Linked DNA regions of Mus musculus: region 1 is linked to region 2. The links are chromatin loops, found by intact Hi-C in ENCODE. Cell type or tissue: heart. All regions are shown on one strand. Links, peaks and the distances in the headings refer to the core of each region. The heading gives the core; the rest is flanking DNA.

Region 1 (10,020 bases), core at 644-8,643, 79 kb before region 2:
TGACCAAGGCAACTCTCATAAGGCCAACATTTAATTGGGGCTGGCTTACAGGTTCAGAGAGGTTCAGTCAATGATCACCAAGGTGGGAGCATGGCAGCATCCAGACAGGCATGGTACAGGAGGAGCTGAGAGATCTACATCTTCATCTGAAGGCTGCTAGGAGAAGACTGGCTTCCAGGCAGCTAGAATGAGGGTCTTAAAGCCCACGCCCACAGTAACACACTTCCTCCAACAAGGCCACACCTTCTCTAACACAGTCATACCTTCTAATAGTGCCACTCCCTAGGTCAAGCATATTCAATCCACCAGAGGTACCATGCACAAACAGGTAAAACCTCGGAAAAATCTCTAGACAGAGGAGCACTAAATACGCTGAGGCACCCCAGCAGCATGGTGCAAGAAGTGGGCCTGACCCCTCAGGAGCCTTAAGGGAAAGCAAGCTCTGTAGAGGAGGATGCTGCACACAGAAGAGGCAAAGAAACGAGATGTGATGCTAAGCAGAAATATGCATGCACCTCGTCCGATTCCGATCAGTTCACATCAGCAGGCTCTGCAGCGGCAACCGAGGGCCACAAGCTCCTTAAGAGCAGCCTCCATCCCTGATTGGTAACAGGACAGAAATAAATCTGCAATTAACAATCTCAAAGGCATACTTTCATCATGGGCACTTAGGAGAAGGGAAACAGAGATGACATAAACTTTGATGTAAATACAGCTTTAAGGGTTGTTTTTTTTTTTTTTTCCTCCTTCTTTTAGTGATGTGACACCTTCTCCTTGACAGAAATAGCAGCGTATTAATTCTCTGCTAAACCTTCTCTTGAAATGTGCGTTTACGTCTGGCATGACTTTATCCCCGTGTCACCTGGTCCTGCCCCCCACATTCCTGTTCCTCCTGGCAACACCCACCCAAATCTCAACACATTTTTTTCCCTCACAGATTTAGCATTAGCTTAAGTCATTAACTATATTTAGAGAGTGCCTTCATCCTTTCTGCAACATAAAGGACAGCTACAGTAATGGGTGTGTTCCATTTAGGAGAAAAAGTGATCATTTTTGATCACTACGTTTAAGAGTGTGTGTGTGTGTGTGTGTGTGTGTGTGTGTGTGTGTGTGTGTGTGTGTGTTCATGGCTCTGATAGAGGCAGGGTATGATGAAAACTCCACACTGGTCAGAAAGTAAGCAGGCAACATTCTTCATTTTATTATGTGAGCTCCCCACACAGTCTGTTGTGTGGAATTCGTGTGGGATCTTATTTACTATATTACAAAAGCTGTCCTTCGTGTGTATTTATGCAGGGGAGGAAAAGGGCCTCTTGTATATAAGTCAAATGTCACTTCGGAAAACATTACTCTGGCATGCCCGGAAAACATTCCATGGTTTTCAGCTCTGCTGAAAAATATAATTTGCTTTGCACAAGTTAAACGGGAGCAAGGGGTATGGGCGGATAACACAGCCTTCTGGCTGGAAGCTAAAGCTGCTAGAACTGAGGAGAGCCACCTGCTGTGTGAGGCAGGGCCCCAACCTGGGACAGCTTGGAAGGGAGATAGCAAGAGTGATAAGGAGGTCACTATACTACCTCACGGACAACAGAGAGTCACCTGAAGTGGGGGGGGGGGGGGCACTCAGAAAAGGGCAAGGACACTGGGCCCGAGCCTTGTGACATCTTTACAAGGCTCCAGTCCCATCTATAAGGATGCCTCACGACACCATGCTTCTAGTTGCTTCCAAGTTCTCTGAATTCGTCTCCATGTGTTGGCTTGAGGGACTCATTTAAGACTAATAAGATGAATGATGTGTGATATGAAAGGAAAGAAGAAAGCAATTGCTAACAGCTGATGGACTATCCTCTCACCCAGCAAAGTTCAACCAGCAAAGCTGATGCAGGCCCAGACCTTACCTGCTGTTTGTGGCCAACAGAAGAACTTTGTCATTTAACTCTAAAAACCAAAAGATGACTTATGAGCAAAAAAAAAAACCCAAATCAAGGAACCAAACTGTCCGTGTTTCTGATAAGGTCAAGTTCATCATGATCATAGGATATGATAAAAGGTCATTATGTCCTTATCAAGAAAGGCCCAAACTACAAACCACTGAGGCTGGAAACAGCCCCTGCGTTCCTTTCAGAAGGAGCCTTCCCAGCTCCTACATGGCCTACACGGGCTCCGGTCAATGGAAAAATATTTCCTCCTCTTGCCTCTGCGTGGGAGTTTTTCATAGCTTTCCATTATTTTTCCACAGAATTGGGTGTGTGTATTCCCCTGAAAATTGTCTCAGGATGTAAAAAATTTTGTTTTAGAAACATTTAGAAACCATCAGCAGAGAACTGCAGCCGCAGCTCCTTGCTATCTCTCTGTTAAAACATCAGTTAGAAGTTGCCTCACTCTGACCAGCGGCTGGCCAAAACCTTAGGGTGAAGCAAGGAAATGGGGACTGAGGAGCCTAGTCCCCATCTTGGGTACGATAGCTTTGTTTAAAGGCCACCGGAGAGCTCCAACTCTCATCCATGTCTGTGTAGCTCTGAGGGTCATGAAAATGTCACTGCCCCCTCAGGCCCCAAACAAGCAATGACAAGGACGGACAATACGCAATAAACATTTACAGACTTGCAGAAAAGGAAGGAAAAATAAATCAAGCAAAGGAACTACCCAGGCCACGGCTCTGGTGCCCGCCAGGTTCTCACTACTTAAGACAGTGGAGCTTTTCAGCAAATCAAGCCAAAAGTAAACTTCTTCAAGGTTCATTTAAATGCTGGTTCTAGGGACATGAGAAAGATTTTGCGAACAGTTTACAACTTCTTTCCTGTTAGAACACACAGGTCTTAGAACGATATGAAACCGGAGAAGAAATCAACAAGATTTATCAATGGATCACAGCAAAGACTTGAAAATATGCAAGGGGATATATTACAGAGATATTCAGTAAATATACATTATTATAAAGCTGAGCCTTCCGAAAAATACTAAGAGATTACTTAATAAATGTATTTAATGCAATTGGGTAACTCTGAGAAAGATGAGGGAAGTTGGATTTCTATCTCCTTTAAACCAAACTTAGTTTCAAATGGATCTTGGTTTTCCTGCATAAAATGAAGCTGTAAAATGAAGCCAGAAGAGTAGGCAGGGAATACCTGAAGCATGCAGGAAACAATACCCTACTCTAGCCACAAACAAAAGAAATATTTGCAACGCAGATTCCAAGAGCTGCCTTCCCTCCTGAGATGTTGTCTGTGGGAACCTTCTAGAGAGAGCCTGGAACATGCTCACAAGACACTGTTGCAGGGACTGTCCATGAGCTATAATATTTCTGGTGGATTTATCAGTGCTTATTAAAATTTAGAGACCATGTATTTCTGTGATCAGAGCCATGGAGAATTTGCCCCACGCTCCTACAAGCTGAGGTTACACTGGAGGGTCAGGGCTGTCAGTCACACTTGGATCAGGCTCCGCCCACATCCCCTAATCCTTCCCCCTCCACTGAAACCATCTCTGTTCTTTAGGACCAAACCCAGATCAAATGACCACTCCCCAGACAGCACCAGGTCCTTCTGATGCTGACCTGCAGCATCTTGAAGGCTGCATGAGCTCCACGCATGTTTTCATCTTCTAGAGCCAGGCTTGAACCATTGTTTTGAATGAAAGAACAGATGAATGAATGATGTATAAACATGATAAGCTGCATCTCCTGAATGAATGAATGAATGAATGAATGAGTAAAGGAGATGAACTAGCTCAGTTGGTCTCCTTAGCTGGTGAGATTAGAGCCAGGACTGACACTTTCCCAGTAGGCTTAAAAAGAGAAGAAAGACATACAGCTTTTAAATCGTCTTCCAACGCGCATAAGGTTAATCTTGTATGTGAAGATTATTTTTAAGTATGCAAAATTACATTACCTTACAGAACGCAGTCTGAGTAACTGGTAATGAATCATGAATGTGGCGGGTTGGGTTAGATTGGATGAAACCAAAAACTCTTAAACTCGGAAGCCTGGCTTGTTAAATAACAATGCTCCTGTAAACAGGCCTGTGAGATTTATTGTGCCCCTGGGAAAGTCTCTGGAATGAACACAGAAAATGCTTCTGTTGATTAGCCTTTTTAGCTCCAGGCCGAGTACTGACCTAAAAGGGAAAGCTCTGCCCTCCAGATTTTACATAATGTGCCCTTATCAATTCCTGTCAGGAGAGAGTCCCCCACAGGGCTATCAGCTAGGGGAGGTGCTTCTGCCTGCGCCAAGTGCCCTGTGTCTCCAGAGGCTGCCTGGGAGCTGAGCCCATCACCCCTCAACCAGCCCCAAGAGTGAAGATTGGGGTTAAATGAAGACGGGATGCAAAGAGGAGGATGAGAGAGACTCATACAACCAACAAGATGATGAATGCATGCTCAGACAAAGAGCGGAAACGCTGTCCAAGTGTGCGTGACAACCAGTCCAAGGTCGGAGGGGAACTGTGGCCAGGCCACAGCTTCTCTGGCCACCTCCTTGGGGCTGGCTCTGCAGCAAGAGGGATCATTTTTTTAGGATCATTACCCAGACAAGCCCTGGATCCCCAAACATATTTTTACTGGATAAAGGAAAGGAAAGATAACCCTTCTAAAGAGGACACAGAGCATCCATTTAGAGCCAGTAACAAGAAGCCTCTGTCAGCACTCCAGCCCCACTTACCCAACTTTTGGGAGATTTCCCAAACAGCTCTAAAAAAGGTATTCAAAATGGGAAATAAGAGCAAAGACAGAGAACTCAAACATCAGGAGAGCGACGGGAGAACTAGAACATTCTAATACAGGGAGATGGCATGCTAGACTGTGAGAAAATGGTGTTTTCTAGCTGGGATAGCACATTTCCATACATGACTCTCCTCCCCTCAGTGGCCATCTTTCCCTGTGCTCCAGTGAACAAACCCTCCTCCGCTCACCCTCCCTTGGAAGCACCAGAAAAGCCGCTGCCAGACTTCTGAGATTTGCCCCCGTGGTGTCAAGATGGCAGCTTTGTCCTGAGCATTCTTGGTACACCTGCCTGGAGAACTCTTCCTGTGCGCCACTGTGTACTGGTCACGTGGGAGACAGGCCTGACGCCTTAGCACATACATGAAGAAACTACCTTAGAACACCAACTGTGTGTGTGTGCGAGTCCAGTCACAACCCTGACTGAGAAACATCCACTCAGAGGACCACCCAGAGACAGAATAGAAGTGAGCGGCAAACTTTCCAATAACAAGACCCATCACAGAAGGGTTGGCTGGTCAAACTGTGAGAAAGCATTCTAGCCGGTTGCTTACTGTACAACCCTGGGAAGGTGCCCCAGAAATGTTGATAAACTGCCAACGAGGTCTCAGGTCCAGTTATGGCTCAATTCTCCGAGAGAAAGCCTGTAAGGGTGCTTCTACCGATCGTGGGGTGTTCTGAAGGAGATGGAGCTGGACGAGTGTAGAGCTCCCAGCCATAGGCAGGCAAGCCAGGTGGTTGGCAGTGGTCTGTCCGCTGTGGGAGGAGCCCTGAAGGCAGGAAGGCACTGGTTGGCAGTCCACAGGCAGGCCCAGGTGTTTGTCCCACTGGATGATAGGGAGATAACAGGGCCTTTCCTATCCAAAACACTGTTCCCATCCAAAGCTCTGTTGTTTGTTATTGTTTCCTCCAAACTCTAGAATGTTCTCGGGTCAGAGGGGTATTTTTTACCGTGAGCATAAATACAGATTTAACTGTGCGATCCTAGATTGTGTGGAGTCTTCCTTTGATACTTAACTCTCCCTAAGATTTAAAAGGCTTATTTTATTTCAGCCTTGAGCCTCAAATTCAGACTTCAAAAGATGAAAGCCCAGACTAGAACAGAAAATGAAAATAAACAAAACACAGTTCAAAGATAGTACAAGGAAAACATACTTCAGATACTGGAGACAGCTGGTGCTCTGCTACAGTCCCTACAGGTGTCTCCACACAAGCATTCCCCAGAGATGTCTCAGTCCTAGCTCCGGCCTTCCCCGCAGGGGTGTCCAGCCCTAGCAGGTCCCCTCCCCCATGGATGCCTCTGTCTTAGTAACCCACCCTCCACCCCGCCCCCAATGGGTGTCTTAGCTTTAACATTCATCCATTAGAGTGACATTAGGTGACTCTTTCCTAACACACCAAAGAACATTGAGGACACTTACCATCTCTGAGACTCAAAATCTTGAGATCTTGAAATCTGTTTCTCTCTTTTCCTCTTCTTCTCCCATCTCTCCCTCCTCTCTTCCCCCTCTACTCCCTTGCTCCTTCCTCCTTCCCTTTCTTCCTCCCCTCTCCCTCCTTTCTTCCTTTCCTCTACTGCATTTTTTTTTTCTCTAGAGATGGGTTTCTCTATAGACTTGGCTGCCCTGGAACTTGCTTTGTATACCAGGTTAGTCTCAAACTCACAGAGGTCCTCCTGCCTCTGCCTTAGAAGTGCTGGGATTACAGGTGTGTACCACCACCACCCAGCCAACTGCATTCTTTCTTTGGACTTTCTTTGGGGATTTTTGAGATAAGGTCTCAAGGTGTAGCCTAGGCTGACCTGAAATTTAAATTCCTCCTGCTTCTTCTATGATCTGGGATTATAAATATAAACCACCACACCCAACTTCACATTTATTTATCTAGAATTAAAAAAAAAAATGGTTCTGTGATCTTTGGGTAGTAGTGTATGTTCCAAGTGTGACTAATATCAAATATGAATCTTTTCCATCAAATACTATAAATTGTGTTTGGGAAAAATCTTTATCTCCCCTACCTTTGAGACTTTTATGCAAATGTTTTAGACCTCCTCATCCAGTAAAACCTTGTTTACATAAAAGCCCTGCTGTACTGTTCTAAGAATTTGATAACTGAGAACAATAACCTTTATCTCCTTGGAACAGTGACTCCTTCCTCCTTCATTTCCTGTGTGACAATTCTTTTCAGACTAGACAAATGAACAAGATGGTGAGCTCAGACCCTAACCAGTGAAGAAAAGGCACAGCCAACACTGGAGTAAGAATAAAAAACTAAACCTACTTCCTGTCTCTGTGTCAACTCTTCCAAGTGGCCATGCATTGGTCTAGCCTGAGTCTCGCAGTGCATCTCACTTGCCCACTTCACACAGCAAGGCAGGGCCTTCACCACAAGCTCTGCATGCACAAGACACTCATGGGACTAAAGCCACACCGGGGCCACAGAGATCCATAGCAGCAATAGTGACACACACATGCTCCAGCAGAAAGCCACCTTTGGGATTCCACGCCAAGTTTGAAATTCGGCTCTGGGAACAAAGGGGAGTTGGGAGAGGAAAACTGGCCAGGAGCGTGTTCTGGCTCAGCAGACATACACCTAGGGCTTGCTGTGGGGGAAGGGCAAGCTCTGCCCAAAGAGCACTGGAGCTTAGAGAGCTTGGAGTAACTCTAAGCACTTCATTTGATGTCTAACTGGCAAATATGTTTCTTATTAAATAGCCCAACTCATTATTCCGTGCCACATATACTGAATGCTTGCTAGAAATCCCGAGTGTTTTTCAGGTTAAAAAAAAAAAGTTGCCCCAAATATAAAGGCTCTTTAGGACAGTTCTTTCAGGCAATCCTTAACCCAGGTGCTGAACACATATGACAAGAAAAGACAGATGCCTTTGTTCCTGGGACCTGAGTGTGGAAGCTGTATCTCTCAAGGGCACTGTTCCTTGTGATGACTCTGTTTCCTTTGTGAACAAAATGAGAGAAGGAGCCAGCTACACCTTTAATCCCAGCACGCAGGAGGCAGAGGCATGTGGATCTCTAAGTTCAAGGCCTACAGATGGAGTTCCAGGACATCCAGGACTACACAGAGAAACCCTGTCTTGAAAAAAAAAAAAAAAAAAAAAAACAGACAGACAAATAAAAACAAAAAAGAAAACACAGGGACAGAAAGAAAAGCCATCCCCTTCTCCTCCACCTCTTGTGTTCTCAAATGTGCCATCCCACGAAGTTTCTCTGTTGCACAACATAGTTTTTCTGGATAAGACAATATTTACTCCATGTTCTTTGAATGGTGGTAACTACCACAATAAATAATGCTAAAAGAAGTGTGGTCACACTAACAAAGACAGGGTCTGATCTAGGCAACATGGGAGTTGAACCATGGTTTCTCTCCTTCCTTCCTTTCTTCCTTCCTTCCTTCCTCCCTCCCTCCCTCCCTCCCTCCCTCCCTCCCTCCCTCCCTTCCTTCCTCCTGAGGAGGAGGAGGCATTGGGTATAGAAGGGACCCCAGGGTAACAATGAGGGAGCGTGTGAGGGACGAGTCTGCACCTCACAGCACAGCCCCTGCCGTGGACTGTCAGAGTCAGTCACCAGGATTACAGGGACCTCGGTCCCCACAGCGGAGAGGGGGAGGGGTAGGGATGGCAAAAGCAGCACATTGCTGTTTCAGGATGTGACTGAGACTGGCATCGTCCACCACGTGACCAGCCTCCCCAGTACAGGAGACAGAGACAATGCCCTGGGTTGAAAGAGGAAGCCATCCATTGTGAACTAGAAGAAACCTCAGCAAGTTGTTTGTGTTCCTGTGTTCTGCGAGCTGACTACGGGGTCCTGCAGTGAGCACAGTGGCTTAGTCCATTCACGTGAATTTCTGGGTAAAAGTGAGTGGCCAAAACCAGATTTTAAATAAAGCTATTTTTTTTTTAACTTTCGGTTCTCAGCTTGACTGTGAGCTTTTAAGACAAAAAAATGTCTAATGCCTCCCCCCACCCCCCAAGAAACAGAAAATGGCTTTTAAGCAGAACTCTTTTTTTTTTTTTTTTTTTTTTTTTTTTTGAGACAGGGTTTCTCTGTGTAGCCCTGTCCTGGAACTCACTCTGTAGACCAGGCTAGCCTCGAACTCAGAAATCCACCTGCCTCTGCCTCCCAAGTGCTGGGATTAAAGGTATGCGCCACCACGCCCGGCTCACTTTTCTTTTTTTAATTTTTGAAATTGTGTATGCATGGATGTTTGCTTGCATGTATGTCTGTGGGCCACACTTGTGTAGGGCTGGCGTCCCAATCCCAGACTATTGGGAGCCTTCTTTTGTGTGCTGGGAATTGAACCCAGGTTCTCTCTAAGAGACCAGCCAGTGCTCTGAGCAGCTGAGCCATCTCTCTAGCCCACCCGTAGCAGTCCCCATCGTTGGACAGCTTTCCTGCTTCCAATGAAAATCGGCAAAGGTCAAGCTGAAAGAATTGCTAATTAAATCTGAATAAAAATTTACATACATAAATTTACATACATCAGCAAAGGGGTAAATATAGAAGTACTAGAAGAAGCAGTACCCATGGTCATGCTCTTTTCAAAGGTTTTTATTCTCCTTGGAGAGTAACCTGGAGTAAGTGAAAGCTGACTGATGAAAGGGTGAAGCTTAGGACAGGGGAGGGTTTTTAATCTCAAATGGAGCACCAGTCTTATCTGAAGTGCAGACCCACACCCAGCCAGTTCCTGTAAGGAATGCTAAACCTAAGTCTGGCTACTCACGGGGACTCTCAGCAAAACCTTCCACTCCTGTCCCTTAAGTGTAGCCCTGACAAGCACCAGAACCATCCACAGTCTTTGGCAAGCCTTTGGTTGACTTTCTAGCCAAAGCCCAAGAGCCTTCTGCCTGTTGGCCTGTTTGGTTGTTGGATGCTGGGCACCAAACCTGTGGCCTAAAACATAGGAGGCAAGACTTCTACCAGTGAGCGACATTCCCTCCCCACTAGCGACTGCTTGTCTGGCCTGCAACTTGCTCTGTAGACAAGGCTGGCCTCCAATTCACAGAGACTCACCTGCCTCTGCCTCCAGAGTGCTGGGATCTGAGGTGTATGCCACCACTGCTCAGCTCTTGACCTTGTTTTTATGTTATCTGTTGGATTTTCTTTTACTAAAGGATTCTGCTATCCCTGAGAGCTAAGGTCAGCTCGACATGGTTTGTGCCTGCTGCAGTAAGTCAGCTGGGCAAGCTTTGGGAAGTAACTGCCCTTGGGATGACATGCTCAAGTCCACGAATTCTCCCCCAAGTCCAGGACGGGATGTGGCTCTCTTTCTAATATTAGAAGGGAAATG
Region 2 (10,020 bases), core at 1,423-9,422:
ACTGGTGATCTCAGAGGAGGAACTAACAGAGTCCTGCAAAAAAGTAGTTAGGGAGAAAAGGCTAATACAAAGTGAGACACCTGTGACCTGGGGAGGCGGGGTGGGGCTAGGAGACAGGAAGATCAAAAACATAAGGTCAACCTGAAACTTACCAGTCTTCTTTCCAACAAAAGCAAAAGCAAGCACCAGGAAGGACAGCAGAGTAGCGATGAGGATGATGTCGGATCATGGGGCTGGTGACATGCCAGCTGTGCAGGCATGAGGACTTAAGTCCAGATCGCCATCACCCATGTAATCACAAGCTCAGTGGCTTGTGCCTGGAATGCTTTTGCTGGGGAAGCTGTGACAGGAGCATGTGTAAGGCCTAGAGTTATGTTTTAAGTCTACATTACTGTCTTGTCTTGCCTTGTCTTGTCTCGTCTTGTCTTGAGACAGGGTTTCTTTGTATATTCCTTGTCTTGTCTTGTCTTGTCTTGTCTTGTCTTGTCTTGTCTTGTCTTGCCTTGCCTTGTCTTGCCTTGTCTTGTCTTGTCTTGAGACAGGGTTTCTTTGTATATCCCTGACTGATGTGGCTGTCCTTGAACTCTGAGATCTACCTGTCTCTGCCTCCCAAGTGCTGGGATTAAAGGCGTGCCACCACAGCCCAGCTATTAAATAACTGTTTTAAAGAGATCTATAAAACAAACAAACAAACAAACAAACAACAATAACAAAAAACCCTCTAAGCTACAAGCCCCAAAGCATATAGCTCCTGGAATGCCAAGGGCTGGTGTTCATGTAAGATAACAACCCAAGGGGCTGGAGAGATGGCTCAGTGCTCTTTCAGAGGGCCTGAGTTCAATTCCCAGCAACCACAAGGTGGCTCACAACCATCTGTAATGGGATCTGATGCCCTCTTCTGGTGTGTCTGAAGAGAACAGCAGTGTACTCACATACATAAAATAAATAAATCTTAATAATAATAATAATAAAAAGATAACAACCCACATGTTTTCACTTCTGTAAACAAGGTTGGTTGCCCCAACTGCACAAGCCGTGCTTGCTCACATGTAGGCATGAGGTACTTAGGCAGGATGTATGCCTGCTCTGGACTGGATGAAGGCCGGAAATGTGTAGCCTTGTGGGTTTTGCCTCTATAAGCACCTGATTTACATAACTTGTAGCCATTCTCTGGGAATCCCAGGTATGGATCTGGCAAGTGTCTATCATCCTGGTCGGTATTTAATGAATCTTGCTTCAGATTTGGCTCAAAAATTGTGGTAGTGATCTTAATCTTGCCTCTTAGGCTCAACAGATTCCAGAGGCTTGTGACAGTCCAGCCCAGCCAGTGAAAGAAAAGAAAGATGACAAATCACATAAGAATATTTTTAAAGATAGTGAGATTTAGTCAAACAGAGAAAATATTAATCCTGGAAAGACTGAAGACTCTGGAAAAGAAGACAAGGGCACAGGTCCTGGAGGCAGGGCAGGGTGAGTGGGTGAAAGGGAACATACTAGTCAGAAGGAAAAACCTAAGGTCCCAACAGAGACACTTCAAGGCAGCAGGGTCAGGACTCCCCTAAGCCAATGGGTAATTTGAGTTTTAGGGCCTGTTAAAATTCACCCTAAATCAGTTAGCACACACATTTAGCAGTATCCAAAGCTTGCTAGAAAGATCAAAATCTCTCTCATGTCTGTGCTTGGTGACCAAGACCAGTGCTGGTGACTGTCTGGGGACTCATGCTCCGGTCACATTTAAAATTATTAACCATTGACAGAAGGATCTGGCAAGGCCATGTCTTCCCAAAATCAGAATATTAGTTTATTCTAAAATATCTTACTCTGGATACAAGTGTCCATTCGCAGACAAGGTGGGTAAATGTCTCCTGTAGCAGTGTTTCTACACTGTCAGGTCAAGTGCATAATTGCTAGCTTTAGATAAAGAATAAACAGCAAACCAAATCAAGGTGAGACAGCTCAACCCAGGTCTTCCTATTCGTCTTACTAAACAAGGCCTATGGTGATTCAGTGCTTTGTGTAACTTATATTAAGGTTGCTTCTCTGGGACAGCGAGGCAAGGGTGGGGTTTCCTTGGTCCTCCAATCCGTTCCATATCCAACCCAGACATTTCCTCAGCCCTATCAAGAGTCGGCCCCGCCTTCAGTGACACCAAATCACAACACTAATAGTAACATCTTCGTGTCGCCAACTCAATAAACTGGGGAAACAAGAATGACCTCTAGCTGTAATTACTCCTTTAAAAAGATCTAAAATGTATGAGTAACAATAAGTTTTTAAAAAAGAAATTTTCCTTCTAAGCATATGCGTATAACTAAAGTCCATTACTGAAATATTTGTAACTTCAAAAGTGGTTTTCAACTTCAAATACAAACATGGGTTACAGGCAAGAGCTAATTAAGAACTCGGTTATTAGCAGGGCGTGACAGATGAGGGGATGGGAGGAAGGAATGCTTGCAAAAAGCTTTTATTTGACAGTGGATTTCAAAATATCCAACACAGCTCATTTCTGAAAGAGCTGTGAACTTCCTGTACATTAAAATAAATTAGGGCATTAAGTGCAGAAGTCTTTGAGGTCCTATCAAAGCGATGCTTTCAGAGAACAGGCCTAACTTCATCTCTTGCAGGTATCCAGAGCGTGACAGTCAGAAAAAAAATGAAGTCACAAAACAATCCCTTCACAGGCTTTGGCCCAGATTCCACAGATGTTTCTGCTCTTCGCTCAAATGAACCCTCTCTGTTTTGACACCCACCAGCGACACTTGTAGATGTCTTAGGTCGCTTTAGCGTTTATTCTCTAACTGCCTCCACAAATCATCTTCTTTTCCTCCCAAAGGTTGTTTATCCTCAAGTTTCTTCTGATATTCTAACTGAATTTGAATTCTTCGTGTTTACTTTGTATACATTTTATTCAAGTTATCACTAGAGACTCTGCATCTAGCATCTTGTTTCTCTGTCCCTCCTCTGATCAGTCACTGCCTTCCTAAGTCCTTGTAATTATCAGACACGAAACCAAACAAGCAAGCAAGCAAGAAAGGAAGGACGGAAGGAAAGAAGGACAGAAGGAAGGAAGGACAGAAGGAAGGGAGGGAGGGAGGGAAAAAGCAAGCATGCAAGCAAGAGCCAGGCTTCAGTGGCACACTTCTTTAAGCCCAGCACTCAGGAGACAGAAACATGAAGATAGAGAATGAGTTCCAGGACAGCCAGGGCTACACAGAGAAACCCTGTCTTGAAAACCAGAGCATTGCTGGATCCTCCGGTAGTACTATGTCCATTTTCCTGAGGAACCGCCAGACTGATTTCCAGAGTGGTTGTACAAGCCTGCAATCCCACCAACAATGGAGGAGTGTTCCTCTTTCTCCACATCCACGCCAGCATCTGCTGTCACCTGAATTTTTGATCTTAGCCATTCTCACTGGTGTGAGGTAGAATCTCAGGGTTGTTTTGATTTGCATTTCCCTGATGATTAAGGATGTTGAACATTTTTTCAGGTGCTTCTCTGCCATTCGGTATTCCTCAGGTGAGAATTCTTTGTTCAGTTCTGAGCCCCATTTTTTAATGGGGTTATTTGATTTTCTGAAGTCCACCTTCTTGAGTTCTTTATATATGTTGGATATTAGTCCCCTATCTGATTTAGGATAGGTAAAGATCCTTTCCCAATCTGTTGGTGGTCTTTTTGTCTTATTGACGGTGTCTTTTGCCTTGCAGAAACTTTGGAGTTTCATTAGGTCCCATTTGTCAATTCTCGATCTTACAGCACAAGCCATTGCTGTTCTGTTCAGGAATTTTTCCCCTGTGCCCATATCTTCAAGGCTTTTCCCCACTTTCTCCTCTATAAGTTTCAGTGTCTCTGGTTTTATGTGGAGTTCCTTGATCCACTTAGATTTGACCTTAGTACAAGGAGGTAAGTATGGATCGATGTGCATTCTTTTACATGATAACAACCAGTTGTGCCAGCACCAATTGTTGAAAATGCTGTCTTTCTTCCACTGGATGGTTTTAGCTCCCTTGTCGAAGATCAAGTGACCATAGGTGTGTGGGTTCATTTCTGGGTCTTCAATTCTATTCCATTGGTCTACTGGTCTGTCTCTATACCAGTACCATGCAGTTTTTATCACAATTGCTCTGTAGTAACCAGCAATACCTCTCCTGGGCATATATCCAGAAGATGCCCCAACTGGTAAGAAGGACACATGCTCCACTATGTTCATAGCAGCCTTATTTATAATAGCCAGAAGCTGGAAAGAACCCAGATGCCCCTCAACAGAGGAATGGATACAGAAAATGTGGTACATCTACACAATGGAGTACTACTCAGCTATTAAAAAGAATGAATTTATGAAATTCCTAGCCAAATGGATGGACCTGGAGGGCATCATCCTGAGTGAGGTAACACATTCACAAAGGAACTCACACAATATGTACTCACTGATAAGTGGATATTAGCCCAAAACCTAGGATACCCAAGATATAAGATACAATTTCCTAAACACATGAAACTCAAGAAAAATGAAGACTGAAGTGTGGACACTATGCCCCTCCTTAGAAGTGGGAACAAAACACCCTTGGAAGGAGTTACAGAGACAAAGTTTGGAGCTGAGATGAAAGGATGGTCCATGTAGAGACTTCCATATCCAGGGATCCACCCCATAATCAGCATCCAAACGCTGACACCATTGCATACACTAGCAAGATTTTATCGAAAGGACCCAGATGTAGCTGTCTCTTGTGAGACTATGCCGGGGCCTAGCAAACACAGAAGTGGATGCTCACAGTCAGCTAATGGATGGATCACAGGGCTCCCAATGGAGGAGCTAGAGAAAGTAGCCAAAGAGCTAAACGGATCTGCAACCCTATAGGCGGAACAACATTATGAAGGAGCTCTTGACTCTAGCTACATATGTATCAAAAGATGGCCTAGTCTGCCATCACTGGAAAGAGAGGCCCATTGGACACGCAAACTTTATATGCCCCAGTACAGGGGAACGCCAGGGCCAAAAAGGGGGAGTGGGTGGGTAGGGGATTGGGGGTGGGTGGGTATGGGGGACTTTTGGTATAGCATTGGAAATGTAAATGAGCTAAATACCTAATAAAAAATGGAAAAAAAAACCAAAAAAAAAAAAACAAAAAAAAAAGAAAACCAGAGCAAAGACAGCAAGGTAAACAGATGCCTACTGTGGCTACAAAATTGCCACTTCAAACAACTGCAAAAACCGTGGCTGTAGCCTTGACCCCACTCCCATCTGCTCACTGGACTTCTAGGCTGCTCTCATCTTTTACACAGAGCCAGCAGCCGTGGTCCCTTCTGAATCACCTGGGATGAGATGTGCCCTCACTTAGAATCACAGCTCTCCTGTCTTTTATTGCACTTCTCTTTGAAACCTGTCAAGCCAGCATTCCACTGCTGGCGTCATCCCATCCCCTTCACACCCCACTGCTGACCCAGGTGAAGGGCAGGACAGGGTCATCCCATCTGCTCCACAACCATGCCTGTCGGTCCCCAGGTGTCCCCCCCCCCCCTTGATCCCTCAGCAGGAATCTTACTCTTCAGAATCTCCACTCTCTCTTTCCAAGCAGAAATCCACTTAGAGAAGTCACCACCCCCCCCCCAGCTCCCTCTAACTCACTCCTGCCTGCGGCATTCTCTGTTCCCCTTTCTGCAGATTGTCATCTACTCAGCTGTCTTTACCCAGAAGCACCTGAGTCCACCATCCATGAATACGATTTTTGAAAGATCAAAAATAAAATAAAATAAAATAAAATAAAATAGTTCGAAAGTCAGGAATACATGTATGTATGTATGTGTGCATGTGTATGTACTTATATATGTACGTATGTATGTATTTTCCCCTCCAGAAGAAATAATAAATGTTCATGAACTTAAATAAAGTAAAGCCTGATTATTACTGGTAGCAAAGAAGGCTTCAAAGATGTATTGCAGTGATTCCCACCTTCAACAGGGTCACTGGTGGTCCATCACTGCCCCAGTTTACCATAGTACATGGTATATTATCCACCTTCAGACAAGCACAGGGTCACGGTCCCTTAAATCCCCACTTGCCCACTGCTGTCAGCAACTCAAGTGGGCCAAGGTTCACTACTTTTTACATCTACACTAAAGCCCACATGTCATGAATTCATGTAGAGTTGTGATGGATGAGAGATAGCCGCAACAAAATAGTGTCTTAGACCAGACTGTTTCAGCAGGCAGCCGAACCACACAGGCTAGAGAGTACTGCCCCCCTGTGGCTGGCTGAGAGGCCACGACAGCCGGCCAGCCTGCCCTTGGGGCCCACATCTACAATGACAACATCAGAGGCCTGCTGAAGGGCTGAGAAATAGGTTACATGGCAGAAGCATCCTCCCCAGGCTCCGTGTCCTGGACGATGTGAACACACAACCTGGGTATCTGCTGGAGTGTAGACATGCCAGCTTGCCCCCACAATCCCTTAAGCAAGGCTCTCCACAGGGCTGCAGTGCAGTAGTCAAGTTCTTAGCCCATGGCGAGGGCCAATTCACATGGTGTCCAGTCCACGGACTGTATTGTGCGTGTGCTGCTTTGATGCACAAGAGGCATTAGCCAATATTAAATGTCAAATACGACTGCTCTTGGTACTGACAGCCCAAAAGGCATCTGGGAACTTGGGGGTCTTTGTTGTTCTCTCTGCATTGAACCCACTCTGTAGTCTGGCGCCCCCTCCCCACCTGTTTTTGGGGTGAGACTTGTCTCCTCTGGAATGTTTGCAAACTCTGGTTCTAATTCAAGACACACTCTCACCCAACCCCAGAGAGTCTACACACACTACACTGTCCCTGCCATTTCCAAAGTTTGTACTGAGTACTCACAAGGCCCCGGAACCAGCCCTCAGCACGCTGCAGCTGAAAGCAGATGCGGTGCTAGTCAGTCACATCTGAAGGCAGGAAAAGTGACGTTCTGGCTACCTAAGTGCTGTGGCTGACGTCTGCCCCGTGCTCTTCATATGTTCAAATCCTACCCCTAAGGTGACAGAGGAGGGTGGCATCAGGAGGTGGGGCCTCTGGAGGTGGCCAGGTCAGGAGAGTGGAGGCCTCATGGATAGGATCAGCACCCCGATGAACAGGCTGAAGGCAGTTTGCTTGCCTCTTCCACCACTTGAGGATACAGTGAGATGCCCATGAGCCTTCTGGAGATGGAGATCAGCGGTAGAACTCTTACCCAGCACGCACATTTTGTTAGAGTAGCCTGAAGACCCACATGCTGCATATTCGAATGTCAGTCTTTGGAAACACAACTGCTGCCCAGGCCTGCTGGTGACTCTAAAGCTGGGGCATCACCGCAAACAGTCAGGGGACGCCCAGAATACTGAGCCCTCGAGCAGCCCCCAGGGAAGGCTCTGAAGAATAAGTCTTCTCTGGATCACCCGTGAGGGTGTAACGAGGGTGACTTGACATTGCACTCTCGTCTTGCCAGAAGAAAGAAAATGACTCTGTTAGCTTATCTCTAAGCTTATAAAAAAGAGCTGAGGTTCCACAGCACATGACCCTTCCTCGCCAACCTTACTCCTCTCCCAGCAGGCGGTCAGATTTCATGAAGGGTCAGCTGCATAACATGAGGTATTTCTGCCCCCTCAAAACAAACAACAAAAACAAAACAGCATGCTTTAAAGTCTAAGCAAGGCGATGCTTGGACTTTTGTAATCCTATAAGTACATAGGAAGCTGAGGCAGGAGGATGGTGAGTTTGAGCTAGAGAAATTGTCTATGTCTCTTTTCCATTGCTGTGATAAAACACATACAGGCAACTTATAGAAACAAATGTTTAATTTGGGCTCACAGTTGAAAAGGGTTCTGAGCATCATGGCGGGGAGCATGGCAGGAAGCAGGCAGGTATGACACTGGAGCAGTAGCTGAGAGCTTACATCCTTATCCACAAGTGGGAGACAGAGAGCATGGGCTTTTGATTACTCAGAGCCCACCCCCAGTGACACACCTCCTCCAACAAGGCCACACCTCCTAATCCTTCCCAAACAGTTTCACTGAGGACCTAGTATTCAAACACGGAAACCTATAGGGGCCAATTTCATTAAAGCAACCACAGGAATGTTGAAAAAAAAAAGATGAAGGTTAGGAATAGCTCAGTGTGACAGGATTTGCTTAGCCTGTGCAAGGCCTTGGGTTCAGTTCCCAACACCTCAAAGATGTTCCAGGCTGGGTGATGATTGGCAGATGCAGGCAGCCTTCTCCGCCCCATCTTCTCTTCCAGCCACAGCAACTCTGCCTTCTCTGTTCTGCTGGCTGCTGAGATAAGTTTACAGATGGAAAACAATGTACCCTAAAGCTTCCCTGGTTCACGCTCCTGCTAGAAGCCACATGGAGTTAAACTGCTCTGCTTCCAATAGTGGGGTAAATGTGTTTCAAAGATGAATGCAACTGTATATACTTTATATACTTAGAGTTCTCTCTCTCTCTCTCTCTCTCTCTCTCTGTGTGTGTGTGTGTGTAAACAGTGGCACTACATTATTTGTTATGCTTCTTAGGGACGGTTTAGTCTGTTCAATAATAAATGTGGAAATCAAATGACCCTGCTCACTGAGCAACAAATAAGATGATCACCTCTGCACAGCCAAATAGTCCCACATTACTCAACAAAGAGTTTCTATAAGTTAACCCATTCCATAACACAAAGATGTTCTTCTCGTGTCTATATCTGTAACCTTCTGCGGCTTAGCTGCTACCTCAGCAAACCCCACCAGTTACCTCCCGATACCCCCACACTCTCCACTCCCAATGCTAAGCACAGCACCAGGAGGCTGCGTGCCACCAGCGTGGCCCCCTCGGGGGCAGTCAGGTACAGATGTCAGAAGTGTAAGACTGTCAGAAGTGAATGGCTGCAGTTTGCAGATTCAGAAGCAGCGTCAGCTCTCTGTACTGTGACTAAAAGGGAAAAAAAAAAATCTAACTTCTCTATGAGAAAAAAAACCAAACCAAACCAAATGTGTCTCGGCCTCCCCAGATGGCCCTCGCTGATGCCTGCTCCTCCCACGCTGCCTGTCGTGCCCTTCTGAGGACAAGGTCTCTGTGGATCACTTCCTCCCTTCCAGAAACTCTTCACCCCAGCTTCTTCCTGTTCTCCCTGTGTACATCCTCAGTGGTCCCCTCTGCTTCTGACGTCTCTCTGTGGCTTACATTAGCCTTCTACATTCACAAAACGATCTCAGCAGCCAGCAGAAGAGAGAAAGCTAAGCAAATGTGGTTGGAAGGAAAGATGAGGCTGGGGGGGGGGTGCTGCTGCCTGCCTCCCCCACATCATCCACCCAGCCCGGGGCATCTTTGTAGAACTCCGTGGCTCAGAACACCCAACAGGAGCTTTGTGTCCCTCCCCAGCTCCAGCTTCCTTCTCTTCTCTGTTCCCTCGGCCTGAAAAGCACCTCTGCAATTTTTGTCCCAATAAAGTCACATGTGGCTTTCCTGTCCTCTTCTGAGGCTGCCTTTTTTTGTGATGTTGTCTATACTGGGCAGCCCTGAGTGTTCAGTTATCTCCTGAAGTACCTCATACCACTTCCACCGTCACACATAACATGTGTTTATACTCTGCTTGGCTGTGGCCAATCCAAAGGCAGGCAAGCAGGTGATGATGGGACGGGTCTGAGATGCGGGATGGGAGCCCCAGCTCAACTAAAATAGGTGAGGCTTGTGCATCTTCTGGCTATGAGGCTGGTGCTTAATTTACATGCAGGGGCTGGAACAGTCAAGCTGGAGGGAGAAATGGAGAGGGAAGGCTGGTCCCTAGCACAGGCGAGCAAACGGAATCTAAGCACTAGACCGGGACAGGGTCTATCGAAATCCAGCATGTTTATCAGATCACTGAGACAAAATAACAGAGCCGACCAGCTTAATAATAGAAAAGGCTTAAGGTGGCTCATGGTTTCTGTCTACAGTTGCTTTCCGACCTGTGGCAGCCCAATACACCACAGGAGAGTGGTTGGGAAAGCCTCTTTATAGTGTGGTGGCTAAAAAAATATAGCCACACAGAAAGAGGCTTGGG

Evidence for each region. Hi-C counts contacts between places; a loop is a spot of excess contacts. Peaks named below come from ENCODE experiments on the same cell type or tissue, not always from the same donor. Only the 100,000 strongest peaks of a DNase experiment are listed, where the experiment ranks them.
Region 1: a loop joins it to region 2, with 2.0 times the contacts of the local background. A loop is called at or near these places in 4 of 42 quality-filtered maps.

The regions. Positions count from the first base shown.
Region 1 is chr7:65,413,256-65,423,275 of GRCm38, forward strand. It overlaps a transcript of Tjp1 not described here. Among named protein-coding and RNA genes, the nearest start is that of Tjp1, 47 kb to the left of the region's middle. In heart, for the core only: no CTCF peak of the experiment used is centred there; DNase peaks (open chromatin) are centred at 4,286 and 8,416; H3K4me3 peaks cover 838 bases; H3K27ac peaks cover 4,293 bases.
Region 2 is chr7:65,491,912-65,501,931 of GRCm38, forward strand. It overlaps a transcript of Tjp1 not described here. Among named protein-coding and RNA genes, the nearest start is that of BC046251, 85 kb to the right of the region's middle. In heart, for the core only: a CTCF peak has its summit at 6,251 (motif pointing left); a DNase peak (open chromatin) is centred at 6,260; H3K27ac peaks cover 271 bases.